2 separate regions of the Mus musculus genome follow, and region 1 is linked to region 2. Evidence: chromatin contacts called from ENCODE Hi-C or POLR2A ChIA-PET data. All regions are on one chromosome and are shown on one strand. The core of a region is the stretch at or near the end of the contact, and the rest is flanking DNA. Distances in the headings are between cores, read along the strand shown. Region 1 holds the start of Slmap (sarcolemma associated protein). Region 2 overlaps Slmap (sarcolemma associated protein).

What was found. Hi-C counts contacts between places; a loop is a spot of excess contacts on that map. ChIA-PET counts read pairs that join two places held with the same protein, here RNA polymerase II (POLR2A).
Region 1: a map of gastrocnemius shows a loop between it and region 2 (2.1-fold over the local background). The contact joins the promoter of Slmap here to the enhancer-like site in region 2. A Hi-C loop is called at or near these places in 14 of 37 maps with a recorded cell type or tissue (adrenal gland, gastrocnemius, heart and 1 more). POLR2A ChIA-PET finds 5 or more read pairs at or near these places in 3 of 5 experiments (Patski and embryonic stem cell).

The regions. Positions count from the first base shown.
Region 1 is chr14:26,533,119-26,538,544 of GRCm38, forward strand. It overlaps Slmap (sarcolemma associated protein), which reads right to left and starts at 1,506. Exons shown (of 23, transcript NM_001310445.1): 1 at 210-1,506. The coding sequence starts at 407.
Region 2 is chr14:26,485,478-26,491,528 of GRCm38, forward strand. The region is part of intron 1 of Slmap (sarcolemma associated protein); the gene reads right to left. Among named protein-coding and RNA genes, the nearest start is that of Gm24031, 9.2 kb to the right of the region's middle. Within about 2 kb of position 3,346, at least 1 of the 3 ENCODE cell types and tissues checked has a DNase peak (open chromatin) inside an H3K27ac peak, as active enhancers do; it is gastrocnemius, where a contact is called at or near this core.

The DNA.
Region 1 (5,426 bases), core at 256-2,755, 46 kb after region 2:
ACCACTTCGATTCCATTTCCACTAGAATTCAGACACACACAAAAAGCTGATTCCGAGGCCTCGCAGAAAAGTGTCCTCTGGGAAGAAACCCTGAGATCGTTGCATACATTACACCTCTCAGAGAAGGTGAAGGGAAAGGAAAGGAAAGGAAAGGAAAGGAAAGGAAAGGAAAGGAAAGGAAAGACTGTCAAACACTATAGCGACATTACCTTGCTCGTCTTGTGATCAAACCAGACGAGGGCATGGTTCCTTGACAGCACTTTGCAATCAAAGGTGGCATTATTCTGCGCTGGTCGACAGCGTGCCACCGAGCGGCCGATCTTGATGGGCTCGTCCAGGTAGACATGACGCTCCTGAAACGGGTGCGAGTTCGGGCGGCAAGTGAAGATGGCCAAGGCTGACGGCATCGAGGACAGGCTGGGGGGTGTCTGGACCAGGGACAATGAGGAGCTCCTCCAGGTTCGGAATGCTCTTCTCAAGCCTACACCCCCTAACCCCCCAAAATTTTTAAATTAAAACAAACTGCGCATTGTCTAAGCATAACCAGTGAACATCAACAACTCTTCAATTGGGCAGGAGGACAAGCCAGCGCAAGCCCCATCACCTCCTTTAAAATACAGAGGCACCTTGACCAAAAAAAGTCCCCAACTAGCAGCTTTCAGTCCATCTTCCCTAGGAAGAAAAGGCTCAAACATTGGGCAGCTTCGGCCAAGAAAACTCCTGGAAGACAGTTTGGGGACAGGAGGTATCCGAGCAGATGAGTCACACACCAGTTCTTGTGTTTTGTTTGAGATCCCGGCCGCTTGTCCCCTTCGGTAGCGGAAACGGTGCAGCACTGCAGCATGAAGAGGGTTGACTCGCGCAGCCAGGAAGGTCCTTCGGGGCTCAAGGAAGAGGCGCGGAGGACCTCCGGGCAGCCACCGCGGGGCCTCGGGGCTGAGAAGAGGTGCGGGGACGGACGAGGAGGACTAGAGGGCCAGCGGGCCGGGCTGCATTGCCCTGCTGCGCCGAGGCCGCCCGGGAGTGGCAGGGGTCCCCGGCCCAGCGTGAGCCGAGGCTGCGATCCCGGGCTGGAGGCGTGGGAGGGCTGCCGGGGCACGGGCGGCGTCTGGGTCGCGAGTCCCGGGCACCTGACGGGTGTCCCCGCGACCAGGGCGGGGACCCGGCTCTGCAGGCCGGTGCGGACAGAGCGAGGAGCTACCCCGGGGAGGCTCGGGCGACCGGGCGGGCGAGCGGGCCGACGGGCGGGCCGGCGGGAAGTTGGTTTCTCGGAGCTCTCGGGCTCTGCTGCTCAGCACATGGGCCACCTCCCCTCAGGAGCGTCCTCGCGAGGGTCGCATCGCAGGGACTGGCGGCTCCCGCAGGACGACGGGGTGGGGGAGGGAGGCTGGCCCGGAGGTGGAGGGAGAGGCCTGGAGGCCGGGGCTGGGTCCGCCGCAGCCTCCTCCACTCGCAGCCAGTGCGGCAAGCTCAGGCGGTGGCGGACGAGGCAGGAAACTTTCCGACCTAGGCGGGGAGACACCAAAACAAACGGCAGTCAGGGACCGGCGCCCGCTCGCCTCAGCCCTCGCCCCCTTCAGCCAGCCCCCGCCAGTCCCCGGCCGCTGCCTCCGACCTCGGGCGACCTCTCCTTGCTCAGGCTACGGGATTCCGGAGCCAGGACGGAACGTCGGCTCCTTCCTCCCTTGCCGCCACCGCCGCCACCACCTCCGCCGCCGCCTCAGCTTACCTTGCCAGCGTTGGCCGCCATAGTGACTCTGACTGAAACCTACCGGGTGCACCGCCACGGGAACGCGCACCCTTTTCAAGGGCCCTCCTCCGCCGGCTCCCGTGCCGTAGATAGGGGGTATCATGTGATTGACGCCGTGGAAGCCATGTTTGTCACTGGCAGGGAAGAAGGCAAGCTTATTTTTAACATGACCCCTGGCGCCATCTTTGTTAAGGGCCAGAAGCTTCAAAGCTCCAGACAACCTTAAGGGCCATTTTGGTTAAGGGCAAGAGAAACTTTGAGGGGTTGAATGTTTCAAAAGCACACACAGCGGCAACATATGAATAAGAAAGTACCTACAAGTACCTACGTGTACTAAGTGTGTTTACTACAGTTCTCACTGAAAATACTAACACGTGCGGAGAATAATTCCATGCAAAGGACATACTCATTAGCAGTCATCGTAGCTGTGGGCAACTGAGTCACTCACCACTGCTCTACAGATGACCAAATTCCACAAGTCCCTAGACTTAATGACACCTGAAGGACTTTCCTCCCTCTGCTAATTCACCGGGCTTTATGAATTCCATCCCAAATTCCTGTCCTTTTCACTGATGCGACTATGTTTCTCAGAACTCCTTCGTGGGTTCTAACGTGGAGAACAGAAAGTTGTGGGGGGTTTTTTGGAGTGGGGGAGGATTTTGTTGGGGTAATGGTAGGGTTAGTGACAGGGTTTCTCTGGCTGTCCAGGAGCCCTTTAAGTAGATCAAGCTGGCCTACAACTCAGAAATCTACCTGCCACTGCCTCCAGCGTGTTGGGATTAAAGGTGTGCGCCACCACACCCTACTTGAGACCAGAAAGTTTTAAAACACGTTTCCAAAGAGGGGTCAAGGTCGAAAGTTACTAATAGGAAAATACAGAGAATAACCCAACCAACAATCCTGAAGTCTGTGTTAAGCCTGGGAATTGCGAGGAGAAAGACCAGTATGTATGGAGTCATTGTTCCAAAGAAGAAAAAACCGTGGCTCGAGCTGAAAGAAAACCTTAGGAAAGACTGTAGAGAATCTTAATCTCTTCAAATCAGTGTTGACTTCATTCTTGAGATTCCTGTGACCACAGACTTCCCTGAGAAACGTTGGACATGGCTTTAAACTTCTTTAGGATACTTTTTCTCTTCTATAACATAATGACAAGACACAACCCCCTTGCAGAGAGGCTTTGTGGTGTCAAACCACATTAACAGTATTCATTTCATTGCTTCTGTAATGCTATGCTGTGTCTAAGTGACACAGATGAGCACAGCCTTAGTCTCTGCCCTCTGGTTATAGAACCAGTGTAGTGGGTTTGAAACTGAAGGAACAAAATAAGGCAAAGACTCTGATATATTCAGAGCTCTTCTAAAGGGAGGGAGGCAGGGACATCCTCCAAGGAGAAGTCACAAAAACTGAATGAAGAAAGGTTGAAGGACTATAATAAATACAGTATTTGTTGAATGGTTTTTCTAAATTGCCAGGAAGAGGGACATTAAGTAGTGAAATGAAGCTTTTAAAGGAATACACTCATGTGCCTGGCACAAAGGCTAAGTAAATATTCAATGCCTGAATGAAAATACCATGCTTGTTATTAGAGGATAAAGTAGGGGCAGCACAAAGTGAATTTGGACACAATAAGTAATGTATTATAAAGTCACACTAGGGGGGCTGGTGAGATAGCTCAGCAGTTAAGAGCACCAACTACTCTCCCGAAGGTCCTGAATTCAAATTCCAGCAACCCTCCATAACAAAATCTGACACCCTCTTCTGGAGTGTCTGCAGACAGCTACAGTGTACTTACAGATAATAAATAAATAGATCTTTAAAAAATAAAAAATGAAGTCACGCTAGAGTATGTGTGCATGCGTGGGCTCATGCTTGAAGCTTAAATTCATGGTAATATGAATGTCCAAGACCTGACCTTTCACACGTTTTTACAGTTCTTCATCATTTCAACAAATACATTGAATAACTACAGTATCCCAGGCATTTTGACCTAGAGAATAAAGATATACTGAAGAGTTTTATTATTAGAAGATGAAAATGTTTTGCTTCTGATAACTTTTAGCCTTAAAACAATAAAACAGACCAGGTGTGGTAGAGCATGCCTGTCTCTAATGAGGTGTGTGCACGAATTTTAAAGTTATTTATGCATTTTTTTGTTCATTCAACAAACATTTAATTGACTACCCACTAGGAGAGAGAAACTGTAAAATGACCTGGAATTTCAAAAGTGAAGAAGAGAGTGGAAAAAATGAATCCCTAAAGTTTCTTACAGTTTAGATGGAGACACAATAAGATCCTTGCAGTATTTGGAATAACTCAAAAGTATTGAGAGTACAGAAGAACAATGTAAACTGGAGCAGCATGGTGACCTGGCATTTGCATGGCCTTAGGTGCACCCTAGTAGCACAAATAGAAAATTAAAACCACCGGGCAGTGGTGGCACACGCCTCTCTCTAATCCCAGCATTTGGGAGGCAGAGGCAGGCAGATTTCTGAGTTCAAGGCCAGCCTGGTCTACAGAGTGAGTTCCAGGACAGCCAGGGCTATACAGAGAAACCCTATCTCAAAAAAAACTAAAAGAGGAGAGAGAGAGAGAGAGAGAGAGAGAGAGAGAGAGAGATAAAACCAAAATGTTGTAATAAGTCAGTTAATCTGGTACTAATGAGATTGTAGGGATAATCTCTTGTGCACTTTGTGCACTATGTAAAAGCATCACCTGTCAATGAAGAGCTGAATGGCCTATATAGCAGGAGAGAAAAGAATAGGAAGGCAGGATACCTGGCAAAGAGAGAGGAACTCTGGGAAAGACTCAGGCTCAGGAAGATGTGCCACCAATATGTAGGAGGAAGTCAGACATATGAAACTGAGGAGAGGTAACCAACTATGTGGCAGAACTTAGATCAGAATACACATGTAAATATAAGTTAAGAGGTATTTGGGAAGCAAGCCTAAGCTAATGCCATAAGCATTGAAAATAAAAACAAGCCCTGTGTCATGATTCAGGAATTGGGGCAGACATAGAAAAGCCAAAACAATATCCTGAGCAAAGGGCTAGATGAAGTGGAAACTTAAAGATTCTTTGGAAAGGCAATTAAATGGTGTTTTGCTGGAGCAAACACATTGAAGAAACATTTAGCTGAAGTGGACACAGGTGAAAGGCTAAGGCAGACTCAGGAAGGAATGTTTCACTGAAGCAGACATGGGAGAGTGGATGTTCTGCTAAAGCAAGCACGTGATGAACGATTCTTTGCTAACAACACACATGTATTGGTCCGCCTTCCATTGTATAGTTGAGCTCCATTTGTCTCAACTCCATAGAGGGAAACACACCAAAAAAACCTTCTGGTGGTGTGTTGCAGTTTGTTGCTGCTACCGGGGACTCAGGTTAACTGGATGCAGGTGCTGAGGCAAGGCACATGGAGGACAAGTGATGTTTGGAGGGTATAAATAGGACTCCACAGAGTGACAGAGACAGAGCTTGGCTTTCTGGTACAGCTAACTATGCAATGCTTCTGGGTCTCGTGTCTTCACTGATCTTTGTTTCCCTGAGAGAGGCACAGCCGAGAACTCCTGGTGATCCTGTTGGTCCCTCCTTCTGACTCAAGCCAAGGCTGAGGCCAGCTGTCTCTGCTAGGTCATACCACCACTGTTGCTAACCCAACTGTAGCTAACTGGACTGC
Region 2 (6,051 bases), core at 2,096-4,595:
TGACTGTTTCCTCTCTCATGTCTCCCCATGGCACACTAGTGCCCACTCCTAGCTCTGCATATGTACATATGCACAGACTGACTCCTTAAAGCGGTATCTGTAACAACAGACTGATGCTCTGAAAATTTTTCAATGTTGAAAGGCTTTGCAAATATCCAAATAATCAGAAAGAGCTGATGCTCCCAACAAAACAAAAGCATGGTTGGGCGGGGGGAGAAGGAGGGGGGAGAGAAGGAGGGAAGGAGAGAGAGAGAGAGAGAGAGAGAGAGAGAGAGAGAGAGATCACATATATAACAGATAACAACAAATTCTAACTCCATATTGAAGATGTTGGTTCATTTAGTCCTCAAGACAAGCTCGCACATGCCCCAGGTTGGCCGCAGACTTGCTCCAAGCAGAGGGTGAGCTTGAACTTCTGACACGCATCACTCCCAAGTGCTTAGTAAAGTAGTGCGGAGACAAGCTTGGCAAGCACTCCACAAACAGCGACAGCCTTAGCACTATATGGGGGAGTTTTCTAAGTGTGGTTACAAAATGAGTTCTGTATGGACTGCAGGTAATGCACGCACGCATGTGTGCACACACACACACACACACATTTTAAATCTATCTCAACTGTCACATAAAACTGAACAGAGTGACTAAGACAAAAAGCCAAAATCCAGACCCCCACAGACAGCATTTATAGGACAAGTAGATAGTGAGATATCCACATGAGCCTCAAAACAAAAACAGAGAAAACCACTGCATGACCATATACAGGGTGACCAGACCTGAGAATCACAAAATGGCTACCAGGGGACAGTTTGGAGGACAGCAAGAGAAGTTGAAAATAGAAACATCTAGCTCAATCCAATAACCATATATACTTGGTTCCTAGTTGAACCCAGAGCCTTTCTCAGTGAAAAATTAGGCTCTACCACTATGGTAAACAAGGTCTCCCTATGGAAATTCTTAAAACAAACCAGCCAACCAAAGCTGCCTTCCAAGACACAGCTTCTCATAATGGAAAGAAAGCAGCTGGAAATGGAGTCAGAAGTGCCAACAGGGATGGCAAAAGAAAAGATCCATAAAAAGTGGAGAAGGAAAAATAAACTCATGTAGTTTTAGAACGTTTCACAAAAAACAACACAAGAGGGCGCTCTGTGAACTTGGAAACAAACTAAGGAACTTAAGGAAAAATAACTGAAGACACAAGATAGCGAGCACAGGGGTGGGGAGACCTCAGAAAAGGTCGGAGGAGGTAAAAAAATAAATAGAAAGGGTTCTACAAGAAAAGTTGGTGTCATTAAGTACAATAAACAGTGCCTAAAGAGAAATGAAAAGCAATATGGAAGCAATTGTTATAAAACCGCAGAGAAATTATCAAAGGCAGACCGCCAGGGCACCAGGGTAGTGGCTCCTCTCAGCGTCCGTCCACACAGAGACACTTTAAAAAAAGGAAAGAAATCAATAACACCTCCAGAGCCAGCCTTGCTAGAACTCAAGGAAATATGCAAACACTTAGAGCAGTGCACAAACATTCATTCAAGAACAAAGTAATATAAGTGAGCTGGTGCCAGCCACTGCATGTTTTCTCCCCAACAGGAACTCTAGGCCTTTATACTTGTGTGTGTGTGTGGGGGGGGGGGGGGGGTGAGGGAGAGAGAGAGGTCTAAACAGAGAAGAGGAAATAATGGGAAGAAAAATACTCCATGTTCCCTTTCATGCAGAACCTAGATTTTATTAGAGGAAGGAAAGGGGAAGGGGAAGGGGAAGGGGAAGGGGAAGGGGAAGGGGAAGCGGAAGCGGAAGGGGAAGCGGAAGGGGAAGGGGGAGGGTAAGGGAAAGGGAAAGGGGAAGGGGAAGGGAAAGGGAAAGGGAAAGGGAAAGGGAAAGGGAAAGGGAAAGGGAAAGGGAAAGGGAAAGGGAAAGGGAAAGGGAAAGGGAAAGGGAAAGGGAAAGGAAAGGAAAGGGGTTCTGAAAATCAGTAAGAAAACGAATGGTATCACTCACCCTTGGTCTGCCTACCCTCCAGAACAGCAGAAATCTGGACAGCACCAGTATGCATTCCCAGAATGGAACCTTGCTTGGTACCTGACTCCGGAGGGAGCAGATCAGACCGTAATCACAGATTACTGTGTATTTTAACCTCTCCGAAAGTGACATGAAGGACTAATGCAGAACTCACCTAAGTTAGAAAAGTAACTAACTTTTACTGTTTAAAAAGTGTGATTTGCCTATCACAAGCAGTGCCACGTAAGAAAAGTAATCAATGCTACATGCCACCTCAGAAGACATAAGTCAGCCAACGTTATGCACTAATAGAAAGGGAGAACCTCACAGCCGTCTCAATCTACGCAGAAAAGGCATTTGAAGGAGCACAGCACCTCTGCTTGTAAACACTCAGAGGAGGGTGGAATCAGCAGGCAGCTTCCTAACACAAAAACTCAACAACGAACCTTCAGACACAGAACAGCAACCTAACGTCAGGGTAAAACTGCAGATTAAAGCCATTTGTGTGCGACTTGGTGTCCGAAGAGAGCCAGTATAATAAAAGCAAACACTATCACAATGAAGGAAAGAGCAATGGGAAATAGTAAAGAGAGACAGCTGAAAGGAGCTGAGAAACTGAGATGTGGAGACACAAAGAACAAGGGGTGTGCCAGTGGGGGTGGGGGTGCACACGGGCCTCAAGGGTGCGGCAGACAGCCCTGGTGAGGCAGAAGACAGTGATCCTCCCAAAGAACAAGCCTACAGCCCTCACAGCCCCAGGTCCAGGGTTTGGGGCACTTCAGAGCTGCCCAATTGTGTCCCTGGCTGTGTCTCTCCGGGGCTGCTTGGCCTGTGCCACCTTGAGAGAATCCATTCTCTAAAGCTGAGTTACCCTGGATGGCCTGAGAAGTACCAAGCATAAAGAGCAGGGTTGAAGTCAACCTCACAGCCCCAGGGTAAGACAAACAGCAGTGTCAGAGTGCAGGCTGGGCCTTCAGGCAACAGGAGGCTCCGCTCAGGCAGTGATCAGACAGGGTGAAGTGATCCGTCACAGATGGTTAGGGGCTGACCTTAATCATCTTCCATGCCTCCAATCGCTGCCTGGAGCCAGGGACTCAACTTCTGGAACCACCCACCTGCCAAGAGGCTCATTGCTATAGAGCACAAGTTCTTAAACTGTGAGTTGTGATCCCCATGGCAACAGTTAAGGCTTTCTGAAAGTGCAACAACCAAAAATTAACTTTGAAAAACAACTATGAATGAATCTGGAGTATTTCTGGCAGCACGTGCTCCCACAGCACATGACTTCATGGCAGTCCTGGTTCTTTGTGCTGACATGCCATCACAACATGCAAAGCGATTATACCCTGCTGGGAACACTTGGCTTGTGCTCAGGACCAGTGTAGGAGCTTCACATACAAATAGCTCGCCCTCAGCTGGGCAGTGGTGGCGCACGCCTTTAATCCCAGCACTTTGGGAGGCAGAGGCAGGTGGATTTCTGAGTTCGAGGCCAGCCTGGTCTACAGAGTGAGTTCCAGGACAGCCAGGGCTATACAGAGAAACCCTGTCTTGAAAAAAACAAAAACAAACAAAAACCCAAATAGCTCGCCCTCATAGAAACACAATTGTTTAATTACAGAAAACAAAGACCTTTAAGTATTTTACTACTGCTATTTCTTAACATGGAAGCATCAAATTTGGATATCTCTGGAGTATATTAGGTTAAAAAGTTTGATTTTAAAAGCCTTTGTTTGTACTTCTGATTTCAAATTCACAAAAATATGTTATTTTGCCTTGGGAGTAGGACAAAACTTTCTGAATGATTTATGAAATAACCTCAAACATATTTCTGCCATTTTGTCCTATATATTTATAAGTGGTATTCTATTCATGATTATAAAATCAAAATACCGAACCATTCTGTAAAAAAATCTTGAAGATTTTGTAAGTGTTATCAAATGTTCAGACATAATACATAAAAATAAACAACCATAGCTGTGCTATTATATAATTCTGCTTTCAACCAATAAATATCAAAATTATATATATCTATATTATATATATCACAGACTTATTTTAAATTATTTTTATTATTTATTCCAAGTAAATGTTTGATTTACATATTGATTCTAGATGCTTACATACCCATAGTCACATACAAATTTCTCAAGTGACAAAGAATCGGGTGTGGAAAAACTGTAAGAAGCAGACATTAAACACTCTGCAACTACAGTGGGCCACTGTACATCCACAGGCTTCCTCAAACAGAACCTGGTCACAGTTAACATTACAGTCTGGGGGCTGTCGAGAGTTCTAGTTTAGATCTTAGATCCCCAGGCAGTTTATGCTTCAGGAAGGGGTTGTGCCCCCAGTGCACTGGGAGTCACTGAGCTTTAAGAGATTTAATTATTGTACTGTTGAGACGACCTCACCAGATAGCTTTAGCTGGCCTCAAGTTCACTTAGGTCCAACTGCCTGTGCTTCCCAAATGCTGGAATCAAAAGCACAGCCACTACACCCAACACTATTTAACAGATGGGTTCTTTTAAGATTTGTTTTTATTTTTCATAATAATTTTTATGTTTTAATTGGTAATATATTTACATCATTTCACCCTTCCCCTACCTCCTTCCCCCTTGCTTTCTAATTTATGGCTTTTTTCTTTAATTGGTGGCAGTGGTGGTGGTATGTGTGTATTAATTAGCATATAAATACAACATGTTCTATCCATATAATATTACTTGTATGTATATGATTTCAGAGGTGACCACTTGGGTACTGGATCACCAAACTGCATCTCTTCTTTAAGGAAGATTATTTCTCCTGCTTTTAGTACTCCTTAGTTGCCTATAGTTTCTTGTCTATAGTTGAGGTTCCTTGAGCTCTCCCCTTCCATGTTAGCATGTCTAGTGGTATCATTGTTGTTCAGGTTTTGTTTGGGCAGCCACTATGAGACCTATGTACCAGAACAATGGTCAGCATGGCATGATAACCCTAAAAGTTGCTGCAAGAGAAGTATACCACTTGGTGGTATCCAACAGCTCTCTAAATGCACTTAAGAACTGCTCAATGAGGCTGGAGAGATGGCTCAGTGGTTAAGAGCACTGACTGCTCTTCTAGAGGTCCTGAGTTCAATTCCCAGCAACCACATGATGGCTCACAACCATCTGTAATGGGATCTTTTGCCCTCTTCTGGTGTGTCTGAAGACAGCAACAGTGTATTCATAAGCATTAAATAAATAAATAAATCTTTTTAAAATTGTTTAAATAAAGAAAGAAAGAAATGCCGACCTGCTCGACAAGAAGGAAACCCTGGCAGATACTAGAAACCTAGCTAACTACCAAGGCAGGGATAGTCAAGTGGATCTTGGGAGAGAACCTACAATTACCACTTCACTAAATCAGCCTAATCCCCAACAAAACTCTAAATATTTATCCTTATAACCATAAGTGTAGTTTATGAACCTCATCAAAAAAAATTCTCTTTGTAACAGACAGAGACCATTCCAGAAAACCTCAAGTACAGAGAACAAGAGATCATGTGGTGCCCAGATCCAACTGATACATCTATAATACAATTCTTCCACTCAAGGCTCAGTGATCATAGTAGAAGAGAGGGTGTAACGACTATAAAAACCAGGCGAACCTTCAGTTAACTGTGAGAATGTATCTCCTAGAACTATCAGAGCAGCTATACCCACGAAGCTCTTTAGCAGACTGTCAAAGCACAGTAACAAGTCCTCAAGTGCTGCTCTTGCTCCCTCCCCAGACTTCCAGTGCACTGGGGGCACAACCCATTCCTGAAGCATAAACTGACTGGGGATCTAAACTAGAACTCTTGACAACCCACAGACTGTAATGTTAACTGTGACCAGCAGAGGCCACTGGTATACAACGAACCAAAGGTGAAATGGTGAAGGCAGCACTGGCAGACCACAGTTTGGAGCCTGAGCAAGTCCACATAGAGCCAGCAGGGAAGGCACCAGCCAGGCAGACTAGTTAACCAGTGAGCTCCTGGTTCAGTGAAAGACCCCATCTTAAAGAACAAAAGTTGAGTGAGGATAACTTAGTGAATAT